Linked DNA regions of Homo sapiens: region 2 is linked to region 1. The links are chromatin loops, found by intact Hi-C in ENCODE. Cell type or tissue: Calu3. All regions are shown on one strand. Links, peaks and the distances in the headings refer to the core of each region. The heading gives the core; the rest is flanking DNA.

Region 1 (8,560 bases), core at 561-8,560:
ATCCAGTCCAATCTTCCATTTTGTAGATGGAAAAATGGAGGCCCAGAGAGGCAAAGCAATTTCCCCAAGGTCACACAGCAAGTTAGTGGCAGAGTCAAGAGTGGGCCCAGTCTCCTGATTTTCCATCTGTCTCCCTTTACTAAGCTGTCTCTATTGCTTGAACTTTGTCAATCGAAAGCCATTCGGGGCAAAGTACAACAGATGGGTTTAGTGAGTTCTCAAATGCACTGTTGAGAAAAGTTCCTGGGAATAGGGAGGTGAGAAATGCAAGGTCAAGGCCCTGCAATTTCCTCCAGGCAGGGAAATAAATAACCAAAACCATCACTGAGGACTCACCATGTGCTAGATGCTTCCCTGCATTATCCCATTTCGTCCTCCGACAGATAGTAACTATCCTGGTTTTAGATATGAGCAAATTGAGGTTCAGAGAGGTAAACAGAGCGATCAACACATCCCCAGTTTCTTGGCACTGTCCCAGTTCTAAAACTGGAAGTCCCATGTCTCAGGAACCCCTTTAGTCCCAGGCAAACCAGGACAGTGGGTCACCCCCGAGGTAAGCAGCCCACCCAGAGGACTGGATCCCAGAGATCCAAGCTCAGACCTCCTGTGGATTTCCATGCCCTTTCTCCTACACCACACTGCACCCTCTGGGAAAATACATAAACTCTCATGGGAAAAATAAACAGATAAGCAGGTGGGGTCAGGAGTGGGGAGTGGGAAGTGGGCCAGAGGAGGGTGGGCACCAAGAGGCAGTTCTGAAGTCAGGTCAGCCCTGGGTCACAGCAGCCCAGCCATCTGGGAGGTAGAATGCTACTGGGTGTCAGGCCAGGAGAGGACAAACAAGGTTCTTATTCTTCCCTCTTTATCTGGAGGAGTCTGTTTGTGGCAATAACCCTGTTATCTCAGCCAGGTCTCTGGTCTCTTGCCAGGCTGTGACAAGGGGTTTAGGGGCTGAGGCTCTGACCAAACCAGTCTCCCTGGGACCCTGGCATGCTCTCCCTCCTCATCTGACAACCTGATCGGGGTCGAGGAGGCATGGTGAGCACCACAGGGCAGGGGACCCCTGCCCACCCATGGAGGCCACAGGGAGATGAGGACCCCACACTTGGACAGTGGATTTCCCTGTCGTCACGAGGGGATTTGAGAGTAGCTGACCTCCTGCTAGGAGCCAGACTCCTGACTGCTGTGGTCTCTTTCAACCTTCTCCTCCCTAAAGCACTCAGACAGGCATCCTCACCTCTACCTTACAGAAGCGGAGGGGATGTCCCTTAGAGAAGTCACATAGCATGTCGGTGACACAGGGCGGCCAGGGCACAGCAGTGACTCCAACTCTCCCTGCCTCCCAAGCCTCCTCACGAGACTGTCAAACAATGGTGGAGACATAGACTCTGTCTTGGCTGCGTGTCTCTGTGACTTGCTTACCACACCACACCTGCCCAGACACCTCTCCTGCCCGGACACCTCTCCCACCCTCCTCCACAGGGTGATTTGTCCTCGTCCTAGGACCTCAAGCTTGGCCTCCCCTGACCTTCAGGCTGGGGTGAGTGCCCTGTCTTAGAACTCATGGTGGCCTCTGCTGGGGCAACCACAGTTCGTGGGGATTGGGGTGTAAAAAGCACCTCCTGACCCCTTCTGCACTAAGACCCCAAGAGGACAGGAACTGACTCCCTACCCCAGCACTGATATATTAGGTTGGTGCAAAAGTAATTGCATTAATTGCATTAAAAGTCATGGCAAAAACGAAAACATTAAGTAGTTTTTGCCATTACTTTTTTTTTTTTTTTTTAGACAAAGTCTCACTCTATTGCCCAGGCTGGAGTGCAATGGCACAATCTTGGCTCACTGCAACCTCTGCCTCCCGGGTTCAAGCGATTCTCCTGCCTCAGCCTCCTGAGTAGCTGGGATTACAGATGCGCACCACCACGCCTGGCTAATTTTTGTATTTTAGTAGAGATAGGGTTTCACCATATTGGTCAGGCTGGTCTCGAACTCCTGACCTCATGATCAACCCACCTCAGCCTCCCAAAGTGCTGGGATTACAGGCGTGAGCCCCTGCACCCAGCCAGCCATTACTTTTCATTGTAATTCATGCAATTAGTTTTGCATTAAAAGTAATGGCAAAAGATACTTAATATCTATTTGTTGCACAAACAAATAAGTAGATTAATTAATTCATTGCCAAATACTCTTGAGCTCCAATTCAGTCAGGTGGCATCCTGAAGGCAATGGCCCACCTAAAAGTCTCCCAGCTGCTGCCTCTGTTCCACCCCCCCCCACCCTCCCACTGGCCTTCCTCCGTCACCACTTGACTCAAAGTGTGGTCCCCAGATCCACAGTACCAGCATCACCAAGAGCTTGTTGGAAATGGAACAACTCCGTCCCCCCCAGACCCCGGGACCCTGGGCTGAGAGCCTGAAAACTGTTAGAAATCGTGACATACTGTCTTAGGTGAGCCTTGCTACAAGACCTAAAGTGTGCTGGCGTTATTCACATCGCTACAGATGAAGCTGGGGTTCAGGGAGGGGAGATAGCTTCTCAAGATTAAACAGCCAGGAAATGGTAGAGGTGGGATTCAAACTTGGGTTTGTCTCTCTTCAAAGCAGATGGAAATTGACGCTGCTATCCATGTGGTGAAAGGAGAGAAACCTGCATTTACTGAACACCCACAATGTGCCAAGTCCCGTACGACTCTGTCTCATTTCATCTTCCCCACTCCCTTATGAAGTAGGGGATCTCACATTCTCGTTTTACAGATGAGACTCCGAGGCGCAGGAAGGGGAGGTGACTTGCCCAAGGTCCACAGCTGGGAAACAGCTGAAATGGGGCGCAAAGCTGGAAGTCTGCTCCCCAACCTGGGGAATGGACACCAGGTGACGACATATAGTGCCCTCGCTCGGCAGCAGGCACTGGCTCTCAGGGGACTGCGGGGTCACTGCTTAGCTCACACCTGTCCTTTCTCTCCCCTGAGAGAGCTTGTGGCCTTGGGCCACATCCATGCTTTCTTTTTCTTCCTAACCCTCAGCCCTCAGCTTAGTCATTCTCCAGCCCTGATGGAGCACAAATGCATGCTGCTGGTGACGACTGGCTACCAAGGTGGGATGTCACCCTCCCAGCTATTCCCATCATTTGTCCTGGCGGGCGCCAAGAATTCCTGAGGTCACCTCAAGGCCCCTTCCTGCATTCCTAGCGTTCTTGTCACAGGGCTCTCCTTTCTGACCCCACATGTGAACCTCCGCTGCAGGCTGGGCTCACAGGCAAATGCATCACACCGTGGTGACTGGGGCAGGAGAGTGGGATCAGTGATGCCCTGCCTGTTCTGGATGTGAGACCTTGGCAGATTCCTTTGCCTGTCTGAGCCTCAGCTTCTCCATCTCTGAGAGGGGCGGGTAATAATCGGACCTCCCAAGGTGTTTGTAAGGAGCATTCAGGGTGCATGGAAGTGGCTGGGCCTTCTGTATCTCTCACTGCCAGCAATCAAAACATGGCCCAGGACTGTCTGATGGGTCAGCCAGCGGGACTGGGCAGCACACGAGCATCCATTTGTATGAGCAGCTCGCAGGGACAGGGGTCACTTGGAAGGAGAGGAGGGAAATGGGATTGGGCCCGGTGTGTGCCACATGAAGAGGTGGCTCTTGGGAGACCCAGGCAGGGGCTGGGCAGTGCTGCCCAGGGAGGAATATTTGCCCCAAATCTGCAGAGAACACACCTCCATGGCCCCAGGGAGGGAGGGGAGCTTCAGTAAACAGTCTCTTGGCATGAATCTCCACATTTCCACAGAGGACACCGGCCACAGTGGCCAGACCTGTTTAGTGACCTGAAGGGCAAACAGCATAGAAGAGGAGAGGGGTGGCCAAAAGAAAGGAGGAGTGGGCAGGGGTCGGTGGTGGTTGTGGCTGGGGTTTGTGAGCACTCAGGACACACTCGACTCTCAGACCTAACCAGGTAAGGTTTTGCAGAAGCCAGACATGTAGGAGAGCATCTGGCAACCAGATCCACTGAAATTGGGTGGGTGCTATTAACGCAACCCGTTTATAAGTACAGGCTGGGGATGGCTGGAGAGACGGGCACCGCATAGAGGAGGCACACACCAGGAGGAGATGGCAAGGGCTCCAGACACGCAGCCACCAGAGCCCGCGTCCAGCCGAGGCTGGGCGCCCTGCAGCCTGTGTTCAACCACTTACCCTTGTCCAGACCTAGATACAGGGCAAAAAGGCATGCCTATGGGAGCCCCAGTAAAGTCCTTATAAAGTGAAGACTTCTTGGTGAGTCAGCCCGAGCCAGGCGGGCCCAGCTCATTCATTGCGAAAGTATTTTCTTTTCAGTGCTTTTCTGCAAAGCCTTTCACTGCCGCGGAGGTGAAGTCATCGGCTGGTAAACGCTCTGCCTTGCGGTAAATTTCCTCTGAACTTTCTGCTTCTGTTTAACTCGCCAAACCTCAAGGCGAGCTGGCAGTCAGAGTCGTGCAAAGGTCACTGGGCTGAGTTGGAGGCCTGGGTTTAAATCCCAGCCCAGCCTCTTTCTAGTTTCGGGATCTTGATGGATGTAAGTCACATCTTTGGGCTTTAGTTTCTCTGTGTCTAAAATGAAGTCACTACTATCAAAAGTATCCTAAAGAAATACAATGCTACGCACTCATGTAATCAAAAATATTTACTGAGTTCTTAGTGAGTGTTAAGTACCATGCCAGAAAATGGAAATTATGGTAAGGAAACACACATACACACACATATGCACATGTACACACATATGCACATATGCACATACATACACACACACACATACACATATACAAGCATGTATATGCGACGTGTATACATACATTAGCACAGACACACACACATGCTTTCCTGATTCTTGCCCTCAGACGTTTCATATTCTGGTGGGAAAGACAGACGTGAATCAAATGATCCCATCAGTGAATATTAAAATACAGCTGTGATTAGTGCGGAGCTCTCTGGTGCTCTAAGAGCTTGCAATGGGGGCTTGAGCCAGTCTGAGGTGAGCAGGGGTGGGACAGGGAAGACTTCCCAGGGCACAAACAGAGTGGGAGATGGGAAAGACGACCAGCCATCACCCAGGCAGAGAGAAGGGGCAAGCAGAGCCCCTGCAGAACCGTGGCTTATCCCAGGCCAGGAAGGTCAGCTTACCAGGGGCAGAGCAGTGAGGGGCCAGGAGGACTGCGGACATAGGAAAGATGGGAAGATGACTGAGCTGGCAGCCCTGAGGGCAGCTTCCTGCTCCGATATCCCAGACCAGCAGCTCCCAGTGTGATCAAGTGGCTTTGCAGCAAACGTTATGAAACATCAATGGATTAAACTTAATTTGGGGCTAGATGAGACACTATCATATACCTACACAAAGAGCAGTGGGTACCGAAAAACTGATCACTGAAAATATTCTACCCATCAGTTTTATTTTTCTGTTATTTGAAAAACAATACCATGGTTGGGTTTGAGTTAACAGTAAACTTCAGCCCAACACACAGAACAACAGTTTCCCATGGGAGGCCTCCCTGAGCCCAGCTAAACTCAGCACTTGCCTTTCCAGGAAACGGCATCCGTGAGGCCACCAGGGGGTAGCCTAGGAGGGGCAGTGGAATTCCTGGACGACTGCTGAAAAGCAAATCACACACTGGCGATGGTGCCTACCCTTTTGTTCCAGAAGTAGAAGAAAATTCAGGTCCGCGATCCAGACAATATTTGTCTTACAAATATGCTAAATAATGACTTTTTTTTTTTGAGACACAGTTTCGCTCTCGTTGCCCAGACTCTTGTTGCCAATGGCGCAATCTCGGCTCACTACAACCTCCGCCTCCCAGGTTCAAGCGATTCTCCTGCCTCAGCCTCCTAGTAGCTGGGATTACAGGCATCTGCCACCACACCTGGCTACTTTTTTTGTATTTTTAGTAGAGACGTGGTTTCACTATGTTGGCCAGGCTTGTCTTGAGCTCCTGACCTCAGGTGATCCACCTGCCTCGGCCTCCCAAAGTGCTAGGATTACAGGCATGAGCCACCACGCCCAGCCAATAATGACCTCTTATTGGGTGGTCCCTGACTAGTAGCCATCTGTCATCCTGACCCAATAGTGAGCACCAAGAAAACTGAGGCTATGTCACCACTGTATCCCCAGCCTGGTTGGTGTTTGGCACAGAGGGCCACTCCGAAAATACATAAGGAAAGGAAAATAGGAAAAGGGAGGGGATGGTGCTTGTCATATGGAACTCTGGGAAGTATCATGTCACCGCTTAAACTGCTACATCAACTTTTACGAATATTAGATATTGAACTACCTAAAGTTTGTATTGCTTTCTTTAAGATCATAGTAGGTTTAGGGATGAGTGATTTAGATAACTCAGGTCTCTCTCTATATAAAAAGTTGATCTACAGGCCAGGCACGGTGGTTCACACCTGTAATCCCAGCACTTTGGGAGGCTGAGGCAGGCAGATCACAAGGTCAAGAGATCAAGACCATCCCGGCCAACATGGTGAAACCCCGTCTCTACTAAAAATACAAAAATTAGCTGGATGTGGTGGCACGCGCCTGTAATCCCAGCTACTCCCGAGGCTGAGGCAGAAGAATCACTTGAACCTGGGAGGCGGAGCTTACAGTGAGCTGAGATGCCACCACTGCACTCCAGCCTGGCGACAGAGCAAGATTCTGTCTCAAAAAAAAAAATAACAAAAAGTTGATCTATAAGGGTGGAGATGAAGACATTTCCCCTTCCTCGATATATTTTTCTTGCAACAACCATCATCATCCAAGATCATTCCTTGGGAACAAAGGGATGGAAGAAGGAAGGAAAAGGAAAAGCAAAAAGCAATTCCTCAAGCATCTCTGGCACCCGCTCTGTGCCCAGCCCTGTGCTAAGCCCAGGTTATCCAGGGAATGGCCAGTGGGGCATTCTAGGTACCAGATAATAATTAAACACAACAGACATGGGTTCCCATACCAGGGCTCCATCCGCAACGTAAGCAGGAAAAGATTCCAAGCCATGCACATGATTCACAAATGACCCTTGGACATGGGCAGGGACAGGCAGCTGACCTCTAGAGACAGATGACCTGCCTTCCAATCCCGGCTCTGTTGCTTTCTTGTTTGAGCAAGTTCCCGCTCTGCTCAGAGCCTGGGTTTTCTTGGCTATCAAATGGGACCACCAAGTGTTGGTAGGGCTGTGTGAGCAATGAGTGGGATGAGCTGTATAAAGACCTCAGCACCAAGTACAGCTCTCACGGGTGGAGAGATTAATTTCAGCTGGGGCAACTGGGATGGTTTTTCGGGTGGGATTGACATGTCACTAGAATCAGGGCGGGACTGAACAGGCGAGGCACAGGGCAGGGGAGGGCGGCTGCACACCCACAGTGAGGGCTCTCTGTGCACAGGTAAGTCTGGTTTGTCGTTGATGATGGTAGCGGAGGTGACTACGCCCTTTGAAAAGTGATTTATTTTTAAAATGAGGGCTGACCACAGACTAAGCCACTTCATGCTCTGTTACCACCTGCCTCGGTTTATTCAAACTTCAGTCAAGCTTTGGGTTCAATAAAAGTCACCAGGAAATAACTGCCTCGCGCTTCATAGGAAACCCATTAAAAAAATTCATGCACCATTAAGGACCGGTGAGAGGAAGCCAAACTCAGGCCTTCACTGAGCTGCAACTACTGGCCCAAGATTGCCCTCTGAGCAGGGACTCAAAGGGTAGATAGATGCGGGAGATTTCGGGTCTCTATGTTAATTTGTTTGCAGCAAGAGGGAGGGAAGAGCACAGATGGACAGGTAACAGACAGAGGGCTGCGGCTCAGACCCCCGCCATCTTTGCCTGGTGCTTAGGATGAATGAAATATGCCAAAAGGAGCACAGATATCACCATCTGGAAGCTTTGACCAGCAACCTTTCTGTTCCACGATGAAAATAAATTTGACTACAGCTGTCAAGAGACTTTTTAAAGTTCATGCCCTTTGGCCCAGTCCTCTTCCCTATTTGAAGGCTTCTTCCTAAGAAGTCATTTGTAGGCCGGGCTCGGTAACTCACATATGTAATCCCAGCACTCTGCGAGGCAGAGGTGGAAGGATCGCTTGCGCCCAGGAGTTTGAGACCCATCTTGGGCAACATGGTGAAACCCCATCTTTACAAAAATATCAACATATTAGATTGAGGCTGTAGTGAGCTGTGATCGTGCCACTGCACTCCAGCCTGAGTGACAGAGGGAGACCCTGTCTCAAACAAACAAAGGAAGTCACTAGTGGTTCTAGCAAATAGTTTAGATATCAAGAACCTTCAGAGGAGAGTTATTTATTAGTAATAATTGGAAGAAATTAAATCTCCGACAATAGAATGGACAACAATAGAATTTGTTCAAAATTCAGCATAGAGATACCTATGGGATGCTAAGGCAGGCGGATCACTTGAGGTCAGGAGTTCGAAACCAGCCTGGCCAACATGGCAAAACCCCATCTCTACTAAAAATACAAAAGTTAGGAGGTTTTCTAATAATGATATGGTGAACTGTTGGTGATAAAAATACTCAGTAGGGGCAAATACACAACATTATATATTTAAAATATGT
Region 2 (8,639 bases), core at 480-8,479, 55 kb after region 1:
GCCACCTCCTCAAGCCTTCCCTTGTTCTGCTGTCTCCCTCTTCCTGCCTCCCAGCCTCTCCCAGCCACACCCTGCATCTGCAGCCCCTCCCAGCTCCCACCACCAAAACACCTGGCACCAGGCCTTACCCAAGAAATTCACCTGGTAGCCTACACTGGCTGCAAGACACACCTAGGCCCTCAGGGGCTGGCCTCCCTCCAGAACCCTCCACAACAGCCCTCCTCGACCCCTCTGAGATTCAGCTTTCTCTACTTAGGAACCCCTGTCTTGAACACCACCTCCTACAGGAAGTCCTTCCTGATGCCTGGACACCATCCTCCAACCAGATGTGATTTCTCCTTCCCTTAAAATCCCTTCATCCAGGGACACCTGGCTTTGAGTCTCGTGCTGCAGGACTGGGAACAGGTTCAGTGGATGTCTGCTGGTCGCGCCCTGTGCCAGGTGCTGTGGGTGGCTCACAATAACGGTCGTGTGGTGGTTAATGACAGGTCCTGCTGGCTTGTCCAGGCGTTGTGTTAAGTGCTTAGCAGCCATAATCTCAGTCAGTCCTCCCATAGGTAGTAGTACTCCCTCTGTAGGGATGAAGAAACTGAGGCCCAGAGAGGCTGAGCAATTTGCCCAGGGTACACAGCATGGCAGATGGCAGAGCCAGTCTGACACCAAAGCTCCCCTGTAAAATCCCATCTCTGTTTTTCAAGCTCGTGCCTGGATAAGCTGGGCTGGCAACCCAGCCTCTGAAACCACCTCCTGGTCTGGGACCCACCCACCTGCAACTTGCAGGAGGCCACGCCCACAGGATCCTCTAGTGCTTTCCCAGCCTCTCTTGCAGCTGCATGGTCATGGGACCTAGCTCAGCCAATCAGATGCACTTGTGCAGATTTGACCCCAGAGCCAGTGATGCAAAGAAGCAGGATCTAGGTAGGGGCAGGTGGCATGGTGGTGGCTGTGGGCACAGCCATGTTCTGTGTCTAGAGTGTGGCAGCCTGTGTTGACCAGTTCTTTTAACAAGAAGGAAGGGAGGGAGGGATGCTGGGTAGCCGGGGTGGACAGTCACTGGCATCGCTGCACAGCCACAGGCATTCCCAGGGGCTTCAGGGACCTGCCCTGCCCTGCCCAACCCCAGGACGTGGGGTGAGGGGACGCTCACAGGGGCTTCCAGGAGAGCTGTCCTGAGAAGAGGACTCAGGGACCAGCAAACCCTGCTTCCTCTGGACCTGCTAGGGACTCTGAAGGACACCGGCCTGGGGACAGAGCCCACAGACTCCTCAAAGGCCCGGGTCCCTGCAGGCCTGAGCTGCCGGGTCAGACTCCTGGGGCCAACCTGCCCCTAGACTTGCTGACACGTGCCCAAGACCACAGTAAGTTCCCCTCACTGTCCAGGCCGCTTTGCATTGGGTCTTCTGCCACTTGCTACCACACGCCTCTCAGCGCCCCACCCTCCGGCGGTGACACCAATGTCCTCTTGTTCCCTGGGACAGAGCCTGGACGCTGTCTCAGTGAGGGTGCAGTGGGTAAGCTTGGCAGTCAGCCACCAAGTCCTTAGAGCTCTCCAAAGCTCAGTTTCCTCACCTGGAGAGTGGGCTCCTAAGGTGGCTATGAAGCCCAGGAGGTCAAACGCGAAGCTCTCAGAGTAGCCCCGCCAGCTCCCCGGCTGCTGCTGTTACCGGTAATCATCTCTATTCTTACAACAACTCTTTTTTGTTTTGTTTTTTGTTTGTTTGTTTGTTTGAGATGGAGTCTTGCTCTGTCGCCCAGGCTGGAGTGCAGTGGTACCATCTTAGCTCACTGCAACCTCCGCCTCCTGGGTTCAAGCAATTCTCCTGCCTCAGCCTCCCAAGTAGCTGGGATTATAGGCGCGCACCACTACACCTGGGTAATTTTTATATTTTTAGTAGAGACAGGGTTTTGCCATGTTGGCCAGGCTGGTCTTGAACTCCTGACCTCAAGTGATCTGCCCACCTTGACCTCCCAAAGTGCTGGGATTACAGGCGTGAGCCACCGCACCTGGCCAACCCTTCGAGGTAGGTATTAACATCTCCATTTTACAGATGAAGAAAGTGAGGTTCAGAGAGGTGAATTCAAGTGCCCAAGGCCACACAGTCAGCAAGAGGCAGAGTTCCACCTGGAACTCAGTCTGTCTGACTCCCAAGGCCAGTGTCCTCCCACCTAAGCTGCCTCCCTCCCTAGCATTGGCAGAGAGATGGGCAGGTGGCCTGGAGGATGGGCGCTGGGGCAGGCGCGGTGGTTCCCAGGCCTGTGTCTCTCTCCTGTAATCCTCCAGAGATCCCTGGGCCAGCCTTTTTCTCAGCCAGGGCTTAGCAACTTTTCCTAGAAAGGGCCAAGCAGGAAATGTCTTGGGCTTTGAGGGCCACCTCTGGTATCTGTCGCATATTCTTCCAGCCCTTTACAAATGTGAAAACCATTCTTCCTTGCTGGCTGTCCAAAAGCAGGCAGGATTTGCCACCCCAGTTTGGTAAGCTCTGCTGGAATTGATCTGCCATTTTCAGCCAGGTCAGCCTCTGGGACAATAAGTTCTTTGTGTCTGTCCCCACAGTCCTGGCCAGTCAAGTCTGTATATTTCCCAGGTAATGTCCAGCTGGACTGCGGACCAAGATGAGGTGGCAAAGGGGATGGTCTTGGATTTGGACTTAAATCCCTGTTTGTCACTTTGGACGGAGTGGCCTCAGTTTCCTTGTCTGGAAGATGCAAGTAATAGTGCCGGCCTCACGGGGTGGTTATAGGATGAAACTCCCCGTAAGCACTTCCCACGGAGCGAGGCACACCTTGGCAGGTAATTGCGGTGTGGGAAGCACCTGGCGGCCCAGCCCTGGTCTGAACAGCACCTACGCCCGCTTCTTGATGAGGCTGTGGGCCTGGTAGTGCCTGATACCATGATCTTGTGCAAGGCCCTGCCCCTCCTGGGCCTCAGTTTCCCTGTCTGAGGTTGGTTGGATCTGACCCCTGAGGGTCCGCCACCCTTCAGGAGTTAATGGAATGAAAACAGCCATGGGCATGCCAGCCGTCTTGTGCTGATGGCTCTCCCAGGCCGGACGCCACCCTGTGTGGTGCTCAGAGCAGCACGACATGGCAGGGAAGGAAGCCCAGCCTGGGCCCATCCCTGCCCGCCCCTCTGGTTCAAGGCTGCCTTGCCTTCCCTGGCAGGTAGGCAAGCGCAGTCCAGGCTCCGGGCCCCACCATCCCAACCCTGGAACGTCAGGCCCCAGGGAGGCAGAGGGCTCTCCCCTCTGAGCCACCGCTGTCCCCAGGGTCCGTTTGGATTCTGAGAAACCTGTCTGCCATTCTTACCGCAGTCCAACCCTGCGGCTGGGGTGCCAGCCAGGGTAACCGGGAGGAGGACGGGGTGGTTCCCAGCCGGGCCCTGGAAGGCTTCTCAGAAGCCTCTGTTCCCACATCAGGGAGATGTGTCTTAGAACCCACAACTCCTTGGCATCTGCTCAGAGCTGGGCACTTTGCAAACAAACATGTCACATCTATCCTGTGAGGCAAGGCTGCTGACTGCCTTTTACAAGGGGCAAAACTGAGGTTGCTGGGGAAGCAGCTTGTCCAAGGTCGCATAGCCAGAATTAGAACCCAGGACTGTCTGACACCAAAGCCCTTGAACTTTCCACCTGCCACCCAGCCCATAGAGTTGGAAATGACCGTTGACATTGTCACCTCCCAAGTGACACATCTGAGGCACGGCCAGTAGACTGGCCTCTGCTTGGATACCTCCAATGACAGGGGACTCACTACCTCCAAACAGCTCTTGTCACTGTGGGAGCCCTGCTGTCAGCTGTGTTTTCCTTAGACGGAACGGAAACCGCTTCTGTGAAGACCCTTCCTGGGAGTAGGTCCTTCATAACTCCAATGACGCACTTCCAGCGCCGCCTCTGTGCCAGGCTCTTGGTGAATCCAATGAGGCATGTTTGCTTTACACATGAAACCGAAGGCCTGGCCAGGTGAAGGGCTGTTGCCCAGCCAGCCCTGAACCCAATCTGGCCCCAGACTCCAACCTCAACCACTTTCCACCCAGCCCTGGCTTCGGGGCCCCATGCAGAGCTGGCAGGTGTGGTGGGGCAGAGGAGGGAGCGGCCTCAGAGAGACGAGGCAGGGAGGGGCTGGGGAGCCGCCTGGAGCAGCCCCCACCCCCTCCCCAGGACTCAGCACAGTCCTGTGGAGAGGAAACGCTGCAGAAAGGCGGGGTCCTGAGGCTTCTGGAACCTGCCTCCCCTGCTCACAGCACTTCAGGGCCCTCGTGGCGCTCAGATTGGCCCCTTCACCAGCCCCTCGACGTCCCTGTTCCTGACACTCCAGGCCTGTCCTGGCTTCCAGGCAAGGGCACCTGCTGCTCCGACGGCCTCCATGTGGGAACCTGTGTCTGGGACTTGTCTCTCTGAAGCAGAGGGGGCTCCCTGAGGTCAGGGCCTGAGCTGGCTTAACTCAGCACGTCCTGTGAGCACCTGTGCCAGGACTGCCAGATTTAGTCAATAAAAATACAGGCTGTCCAGGGAAGTTTGTATTTCAGAGAAATGGTGAGTCATGTTTTTTTAGTATACTCCATACTAAAGACTGTAATAGTTCAGGGCGCTGGCTGAGCCCCCTGTAAACTTGGCACCTGGATCTAATTCTGGTCCTGTCCCAGCCCACTGGGCTCAGGAACCTAGCAAAGCACAGATCCCACTGCCCGATACCCGTTGTGGGTCCCGCCACCGTCAGAGGTTTACATGTATTTGGTGTTTATGTGAGATTCAGATTTAACTTGGCACCTTGAATTTCACCCAGCAGCCCTAACCCAAGCCCCTCCTTTGGGTGAAGCAACCTCATCCTCGAGCCCCGATTCCCTCATTGGAATGGGATTAACAGTGCCTGCCTCAGAGAGGTGACTCGGGACACGACCGTCGGGTATGGAATCCAGCCCTGCACAGTGGGTTCCAAGTGGGGCCCCAAGGCAGAACCCAGAGCGAGGGAAATGGGAAGGTGCTGGGCCCGCGTCCCATGGCCTGGGCCACCCCTGTGATCGATGGCTCTTGAGGTGACTGGAGCCCTTTTGGCTGCCGGGACAGGAAGGGAGGGAGGGACTGGTGGCCCCATTCACACTGTGCTGTGAAAAGCAGCAGCCCTCCAGCCATCACTTCTGAAACTGGGCGAGGAAACAGAGTGGCATTGTCCTTTTGTCTGCTGTGACACTCCGCATGTGACCCTGTCCCGTGAACGAGCAGATTCCCGCCACATGAGGGGGTAGGGGCTGAAGCGCCAGCAGCTCCATGCCCAGCATTCAGGCCCCACCAAACAAAAGCCACCTCCTAATTGCCCTGTTTGTTCTGGCACGAGGGCTGATGGGGGTGCCTGCGGAGCTCCCTGTCAGCCCGGCCTGGAGCTGGTTCCCAGGGCCTTGCACCTTGTCCGCCCAGCCCCGAGCACGGCTCCCAGCCTGCGGCCAGTTAACCCTTGGCTGTGGCTGCCCTGCCTGCCTGCTGGGCACCTGGCCAAACCCTGGATCCCAGAGCTGTGCCCTCCTGCTGGGAGCTGGGATGATCTAACCCAATCCGTGCCCAGACCAGATGGGGAGCAGGGCCAGGTGAAGAAGCAGGGCTCAGGCTGGCTGGACAGGGAGGCTGCATCTCACTTACGTGCTGTGCAGCCTTGGGTAGGTGAGTTTGCCTCTCTGAGCCTAAGGTTCCTCATCTGTAAAACAGGAAGAACAACAGTAAAAGGACTGGAGATCACGTGAGGCATGGTGATCCTGCTGGAGTGGGTGCTCAGTAAATACAACTCTGGTACAGTTCCCAGATCTCTGAAGCCGGGAACAGCCTAACAAGGGGTCCAGCCAGGACTCCTTGTCGGGACCAAGCTGGCTTGTGGACAGAAGGGGTGGATGGGGTGTCAAGGTCATTGGCCAAAGGCAGCAGAGGGATCTAAGGAACAGAGTCCAAAGAACAATGAGCCTGAGACCCTGTGCCCTTCACTCCTGCCCATGCCCAGAACACCCCCACCTCCCATCCTGCGTGAGAGTTCGGGGCTCTGGATGACTTCCCCCTGTAAACTTGGCACCTGGGGCTAATTCTGGTCCTGTCCCAGCCCCCTGACTCAGAAACTCAGCAAAGCACAGATCCTGCTGCCCCATACCCACTGTGGGTCCCACCACCGTCAGAGGTGGTGACCTTAGATACCTCCCACCACAGCTTCCTCACCCCAGCGCCCCAGAAGCTCATCTCCCTTTTCCTGAGAGGCCTGCCCAACCTCTGGCAATGTCCCGAGAGGCTGCCAGAGGCTGGCACCCCACACCCCTCAGGAGGAAGCCCGCAACCTGCTGCAGATGCTGAAGGTCACTGGGGCTTGTGGCAGTGGCCGGAGATCGGCACCGACTCAGAGCCAGGAGTAGCCAGAGGAGGTGAGCTGGCGGGATACTTGTCTTCATACTCCATCGTCACTTTGACCCCTAAAACAGAGCACCAGCTCCCCCCACACTTCAAGCCAGGCACCTCCCACCCCACTCTTTCCTCCAGGAAGTCATCACACTGCTGGGTGCCCACCTGGAGTGCTGCCAGGCCCCACGTGCCCGGGACCCTGTTGGCCTGTGTGCGATGTGGGAAAGTGATGGACTGCAAGTTGGGGGCCTCAGGCAACTCCGCTCCTGCTCTCCATGCCCACTGTCCCCAACCCTAGAGTGAAGGGGTCAGAGTTCACCTTCAAGCTCTGAAGTCAGGGCAAAGGGGCACAGAGTGAAACGCAGTGGGTGCCGACCCCGGCACCCTTGGCCAGGGGCAGCTCCCAGGGCGGATGGCAGCCGGTAGCCCTCCCATCCCAGGCTGGGGCCCTGATGCTCTGGAGGGCAGGGTCCCTCTGACCCGGCCAGGCGGCAGCAGAAACGGTTCTGCCTCTGCACATGCCTTGCTCAGCTTCTCCAGGCCTGTTAAGGAGGCCAAAGGGGGCAGGTTGGCAACTCATGGGTACCAGGCCAAGCTCCAAGACTGAGCAACAGATAAGGATGGGGAGGAAGGGAGTAGCCCCCCCAGGGCAGGAAACACAGAGCAGAGAGACAGAAATAAAGCATGGAAAGCAAACAGATGTCACCAAAGCAACTGAACTCGTGAGTGCCTGGAAGGCGTGTACATGTGTGTGTGCATGTCAGGTTGGGTATCTGTCCTGACACCCGTAAGATAAGGAGAGGGGTGCTGTGGAGCCTAAGAGATCCTCCCCCAGACATTCTGTGATTCCTGGTTTTTGTTGTTGTTGCTGCTGTTGTTTTGAGATGGAATCTTGCTCTATCACCCAGGTTGGAGTGCAGTAGCGCGATCACGGCTCACTGCAACCTCTGCCTCCCAGGGTTCAAGCGATTCTCCTGCCTCAGCCTCCCAAGTAGCTGGGATTACAGGCACCCACCACCATGCCCGGATAATTTTTGTATTTTTAGTAGAGATGGGGTTTTGTCAAGTTGGCCAGGCTGGTCTCAAACTTCTGGCCTCAAGTGAGCCACCCGCCTCGGCCTCCCAAAGTGCTGGGATTACAAGCGTGAGCCATCACATCCAGTCATCTGTGATTCCTTGACACACTGATACAGTAACACTGACGGTCACAGCTAAGGCCAGCTGTGCCGGGGCTGTGCCAGGTTCTAGGACCTTCTGTATTTGTTCCTTGAATCTTCACCCACACAGAGAGGTTAGGAAACTTGCTCAAGTCCCACAGCAGAGCTGGGCCCCCTCTGGAGCCCTCGGTCTTGCCTCTATGCCATGCGGCCCTTGCCCTCTGATGGGAAGTGGCACCCCAAATTCAGAGCCCATGCAATGCAACTGTTTAGTCCTAGGACATGTACCTCTCAGCCGCATCCTCAGGTACAGGGCCCTGAGGCTGCCTCCGCTGGCCATGGGGACAGGAGAGAGCAAACTGGGTCACACTCCCTAAGTCAGCCTTCACCCTCTTCCTCCTTCTGGTCCCCGCACCCCAGCATGAACAGCAACCAGTCTCCCCAGGCCAGCAACACTCTCTGAAAAGGGGGTTTCAGAGCCAAACACATCTGGGTTCTCATCGTGGCTCCACACTTCGCTGTGTGAGCCTGCGTAGGTCATTAGCCTCTCTGCACCTGTTTACCTGTGTGGAGAAGGGAATACCACCTGCCACTTGGGATGGCCGCAAGGATGGAAGGACGTGCTGCAGGTGAAACACCAGCTTCCCGCGGGCCCTGAGTAAAGGCTGGCTCTCGGCTCCCTTCCTGTTCAGAGGCTACTCTGCTCCCCCTATTGCATCTGAGCCACCAGCCAGGATGGGGTCAGAAAGAAGGCCAAGGGCACCAAGAGAAGGCGGAGGATTCGTCCAGGCCTCGCCCCAGGTAAGCGTCAGCAGCCAGCTCCAGGGAGCTCAGCCTGGGGATTTACCTTGTCCCTCTCTGCCATCCTCTTGGTGCTGCTGGGAACTGCTCCAGCTTGAAAAGGACTTGTTGTGGTCTCGGAGACCAGAGCTAGCTCCAGGCAAAGGAATGGCCCTGCCCTGAGGTGATCTATGACAGGAGGAGGAAGGGGCAGGGCCCGGAGCAGGAGCCGGGCAGGAGCCCTGACTTGGGCACTCCAGCCTGCGTCTGAGCCAGCTCTGCCTCCAGCATGTTCCAGGGTCTCAGCACAGCCTTGCTGCAGGAACAGCAAAGG

The links. Peaks named below come from ENCODE experiments on the same cell type or tissue, not always from the same donor. Only the 100,000 strongest peaks of a DNase experiment are listed, where the experiment ranks them.
Region 2: it touches region 1 in a loop (4-fold over the local background); 20 of 110 quality-filtered maps call a loop at or near these places.

What each region holds. Positions count from the first base shown.
Region 1 is chr1:19,006,922-19,015,481 of GRCh38, forward strand. All of the region lies in intron 1 of LOC105376815 (a long non-coding RNA gene), which reads right to left. Among named protein-coding and RNA genes, the nearest start is that of IFFO2, 55 kb to the left of the region's middle. RefSeq lists enhancers at 1,364-2,007, 3,736-4,935, 4,351-4,410, 5,010-5,921. In Calu3, for the core only: no CTCF peak of the experiment used is centred there; DNase peaks (open chromatin) are centred at 3,140, 3,790, 4,340, 5,570 and 1 weaker place.
Region 2 is chr1:19,062,009-19,070,647 of GRCh38, forward strand. No RefSeq gene overlaps it. Among named protein-coding and RNA genes, the nearest start is that of IFFO2, 110 kb to the left of the region's middle. RefSeq lists a silencer at 6,427-6,721 and an enhancer at 7,933-8,639. In Calu3, for the core only: no CTCF peak of the experiment used is centred there; DNase peaks (open chromatin) are centred at 4,409 and 5,303.